Regions from separate parts of the Homo sapiens genome. Here region 2 is linked to region 1. A link is a loop called in an ENCODE intact Hi-C map of the cell type or tissue named here. Cell type or tissue: GM12878. All regions are shown on one strand. Region 1 overlaps LINC01924 (long intergenic non-protein coding RNA 1924). Region 2 has its middle 66 kb from the start of LINC01924.

The links. Peaks named below come from ENCODE experiments on the same cell type or tissue, not always from the same donor. Only the 100,000 strongest peaks of a DNase experiment are listed, where the experiment ranks them.
Region 2: a loop joins it to region 1, with 2.1 times the contacts of the local background. A loop is called at or near these places in 1 of 110 quality-filtered maps.

The regions. Positions count from the first base shown.
Region 1 is chr18:64,201,313-64,203,812 of GRCh38, forward strand. All of the region lies in intron 2 of LINC01924 (long intergenic non-protein coding RNA 1924), which reads left to right. Among named protein-coding and RNA genes, the nearest start is that of LINC00305, 53 kb to the left of the region's middle. In GM12878, no CTCF peak of the experiment used is centred here; DNase peaks (open chromatin) are centred at 1,115 and 2,239.
Region 2 is chr18:64,036,608-64,039,107 of GRCh38, forward strand. No RefSeq gene overlaps it. Among named protein-coding and RNA genes, the nearest start is that of LINC01924, 66 kb to the right of the region's middle. In GM12878, a CTCF peak has its summit at 1,408 (motif pointing right); no DNase peak of the experiment used is centred here.

The sequences.
Region 1 (2,500 bases):
TATTCTTTCACTTTTCTTTTACATTTCTTATTTATGGAACAAATATTTATTCAAAACCATTCTGTGAGCTTATGAGATGGCGTGGCAAAAAATATATATAAAAATATGAGATAGAGGAGGAACACTGCGAGGTTGTGGGCTCCTGGTAACCAGGGGAAGATGGGCTTTCAGAAGGACAAAGTGGTCAGCAGAGACATTGTCATGCAGTCTCAGAATATGCAGATTGAAGTGTCCTCAGTGGCTCAGAGGAGGGAAATGATTAGGTCTCTGGCAGGAGAGGTCCCAAGAAATGGCACAGGCAGAAATGAGGTTGGAGTGAATTAAAAAGTGAACAATGGTGAATGAGGGCCTGGAACTGGTGGGTAGAGTTTACTCTTCAGGATTTTTTCAGTGAAGGTTTACAGGAAGATACTGAAGTGGCTGGAATGGGAGTGGGATTAAGGCAGAAAGTTTTTAAAAGGGGGTATGTTTGACTTTGTTCAAAAGAAGCTGAGATCCCAAGGGTTTGGGGCACTGTAAAGTACACTGCATTGCTTATAACACTTGCATTTGTATGAGACTTGAGTCTTGTACAACAGGTTTTATTTCGATAATAAAATGTCTGCCTCCAGGTTTAGCAATAGGGCAATTTCTAGACAGCTAATCAATACGACTGTGCCCCTCCACCCTGCTCTCCTAATTATGTAATTATCCACAGAGCTATTCCAAGAACAACTAGGCTGAGCTCTTTTCTCTCCACATTTAGCTGGTAGAGTTCTATTCCCTAAGTAGACTTATTTGTTCCCTAAATTTTAATTTATTAACTGTTTCACCTGAAAGCAATCACCTTTGCAGTCAATTCCCTAAATAAAACATCTGCCTTTTCAATTCAGACAGCTATAAGTGAAGAAATACACCAGGGGAGGAGAATTATGTTCTCTTTTAGAAAGCAGAGATGTTTACAAAGACACGAATTCTGGCACCAGCTGCCTGGTTTGCATCATGAATGAGCTTGCATGGGTGCCATGAGAAAGTGAGGCCCGTTAGCCTGTTTCCTCCTGCTCGTCTGTGAAGAGTCTGCTTCGGCTCCTGTTTCTTAATCTTGCCTCTTGTATTGACCTTTTACAGAGGTTACTTGAGAACTGCAAGCTCTGAGGTCATTAGTTCTCACAGTGCTTTGTTTTTCTGTAGCATCTATTTGCATGCCATTTGTGGTTTCAACATGCTTTAAAATAATTTCTACGTTGAGGCCCTAAGGTGCCTTTCTTTGAGTTTGTTAGGGAGGCTTCAGAGACGGATGATATTCCTGCTAACTTTTCTGCAAACCTTGTTCTAAGTACAGAAGTCTGAGGGCAAAAGGTGGGTGGACACCTTACACTAGGTAATATTTTTATCTCTCCTAAGAAGTGTGCATGAGACAGACACTGAAGAAGATGAAAATGTACTATTAATGTACTGAGGGTGTTTTTCCTGAAAATTTGAGCCCTTCAGAGGTTTGGTTTTTAGCCATTGCTGGCAAACAAAGTGGTGGAGACCCTAAATAATAGAAACAATTCAGAGTTCTCTGGGTCCTGCCTGTTTCCAAACCTCTTCTGCTTACAGGAGCTCAGCCATGAGCACTATAGAGCTGTTTGTAATTATAATTCCTGAAAAAGGCACAAGTGCAGACCAGGTCTTGAGGCTTCCCCGGGCAGACTTCTTTCACTCTGCCACATGCATATCTGTACTTCGCTTGTCAGAGAAGCGAGCAGGAAACAAAATGAGCCCCTGAAAGGTTGTTCTCTTTCTTGTGACGGAAAAAAAAAAAGATTTCTGTGATGACGAGCCACCCAAGCAGCCCACACAGCATTGCGCAAGGCAAAGAAGAATGGAAATTTTTGTGGAGCAGAGGTGTTTCAGGAAGTACTGGGGAGAAGAGAATAGAAAAATTTATCTGTGCTAAGAAAGGTCTAGATGTGGCCCCTTATCCCGTTAAGCAATGATGGTTTGTAAATCAGCCCAGGACTTTGGAGGATAGAATTCCACAAGGTCACAGGATTCTTTTCACGGAATCAAAAACATTGGCTTTGGAGCATAACTCCACTTAACCCATGCAGAGCAAAAACAAAAAAGCTGCAATTTCATATACCAGAGGTTCCATGAAGTATATATTGGATGTGAAACAAAGCAGCTGGTTCTAGGTATAAAAGCAAAAGGAAGCGAAAAACCAGCGGACTGTGTGTTAATTTACTCTGGAACTGATTAACAACAGGTGCAGATGAAAATCATCACTACCTCCTACAATGTGTTTTATGACTGGAAATTACCAAAAGTTTCAAAATTTCCTTATGGTGGATGCTATGCTTGAGTAAAAAAGTTTTTTTAAAACTTTCATAACATTTTAAGTCTATACAAACAGAGTGTTTAAAGAGCTATGTTACAAAAAGAAAGAGAAATGCTGCAGTCAAATAACTTGGAACAAGGGTCTTTACTTCCTTCCATCAAATTCAGAAAACTCAACAGAGATTTGTAACTTGCGATA
Region 2 (2,500 bases), 160 kb before region 1:
ATGATAATATTTGTCATAGCATGCAACTTAATTCAAAACACATTTCATTTCAAAACACATTTCAAATTTGTTTTTAACTGTGCACCTCATACTTGGTTATTCATTATGCCACGGCAGCTAAGACCAAGCCACTTTCATGTTCTGCAATATTGTCCTACTGCAATAGTCTCCTGACCAGCTTCCCTGCCTCCAGAGTGAAAATTTAAAAGCTGAAATCAAATCACATGATTCTCCTGCTTCCAACCTTCCAATGGCTCCCATTTTAAACTTAGAATCAAATTCCAATTCTTTGTATGGTCTATAAGAACTGTGTGGTCTGAGCTGCTTACTTCTTCAGTGTCCCATCTGATCATTTCCATCCCTCTATTCTGGGGCCCACTAACCTGCTGATCTTCCAAGAAATGAGCTTGTTCTGTATTGTTCTTTCTGCTTGGTTTTTCCCTCAGACCTTCCCAGGGCTGGGCTTTTCATCATTTTTTGTCTCTGGCCATATATCAGAGAGATAGTCCCTGTCTACACAATACCTCTCTTTACTTCCAAGAACTTTGTGTCTCTTATGCTAAGATTTGCAGACATTTAGTGACTGATAGTGACTTGTCCAAAGTTACTCAAACTTTAGAAATTAGAATCCAGAGGTCCCATGTTTTTTAAAAAAATCACATGCAGACAGATTGCCATTGTATCTTTGTAATATAAGAAGTACCCACTTCCTCCGGGTTTACTGAGGGAAAACTTTCTGTAACGGAGTCACTGATCATCATTAGATATGGAGGGTGGAACTTTGGACTTCAAACTATTTTTCATATCCTGCAAAGCATGGGGCTATTCTTGAGTTCCAATTGTTGCACTTAAGCATAAGAAGAATATGACAATCAGGACTGTGTTTTTTCCAAAAGACATGCTAAGACAAAAATAAAACATTAATTTAGTAATCACCAGATTTTTCCAGCAAGCACAGTTTTGTGTTAGAATGTTTCAGAGATGAAGGGAAGGGGGAAAAAAACTGACAAATGCATTTCACTAGCTGTAATTGACGTGTGGATAGGTAAATGGACATGAATTAACAGCTTTTAAATGGTTATGGCAGATGTTTTAAATGGGCCACACTGGACATACATCAATATCCAATCTTCCAATCTTTTTTGTAGCAGAGTTAAGAGACACTAAAAGTACTTTTAAGTTAATGAGTGACTAGCAGGTAAGCAACGAGCAAATTGATAGGTTATCTGTCCCAATTTCATCTGTGCATCTGACAGGTCCCACACAGTATTTAAATTGACTTCAAAAATATTTTTTGTGTTTGCTATTATGAAGGTAATTGGTGTAAAATTCCCTTGTTTCACAAAGACAAGTTAACCAAAAAAGAGTAAAATAAAAATCTCCACCAGAGGTCAGCAGTGTACACATTTTCACCATGGTTTAAACTCAAGAACCCCCACTACAGGTGGGATCTGAGCTTTATCAATAGGGTGAGATGAATTCCCTGACGATAGCACTCTTTTGCCTTATTTCTAAAGCACTCAACTCCAGTAAAAGTTCACAAAATACATCTTTGAAATTTAGAAATTATGAATGCTGCTCATTTTGGTGAAAAGATGAGAGTATGGGCCATGTGGTATGGAAATGGACAGTGGTCTGATGACTGACAAGGGAATAGAAGCCTGGGTTGCTCTTTCCCTGTCACAGGACTGGTGTTACTGCCACATGCAAAAATCTCCTTTTCAGGAGTCTTTTAGGTTATAGTTCGGTGAGAAATATGTCAGAAAGTAGCCACAGAGATAAAGGGTCTTTTTCTTATGTATAGTAAAATAAGGAAAAAAAATATATAGATATAGCTTTCAAGTAATAGCTATATACTTTGTAAATGTTTTTGATAGTCATATTCCTCTAATTTTTGAATATTCTTTCTGGTGAAAGGCAGTCAGTCAAGTTTGTGTTTCTAACTCTTGTCCATTACTGGGATGATGTCTCGTGAGTTAGAAGGATATGAAGGCTTTAAAAGTTTCCCTTGGAAAGGGTGGGATTGAAACTGTTGGTCTCAATGTCTTTCCAGCCATTGAAGTTTGTAATAGTTTTGTTGAAGTTAGCAGTCTTTTGGTAGTTTTTTGATTGGCTTTACTCAGAAACTCTGTGGTCAAAATAGGCATTTGTAATGTGTTTAACAAAGAACATTTTGCAAAATGTCTGACAATATGGAGTATGAGGCAATTGACACTCATATATGAAGTCATCATCATCATTACCCAGAGCAGCCATACCAAGTGCCAACACAACACTGGCTACCCAGCATCACTGGAGGGTGCCAACAGGACCACAGGAGGATGTTGACTTGGAGGATGTTTCTCCAGCGTCCTAGACAGCATTATAGTCACATCAGGATATCTACAAAAAGCAAAGCTATGTTACCACACTAGGGTTTCTTACAATCTTTTGCTTAATTAACATTAATTAACTAAATCTACAAACATGCCACTTCCTTTTTTTTTTTTTTTTTTTTTTT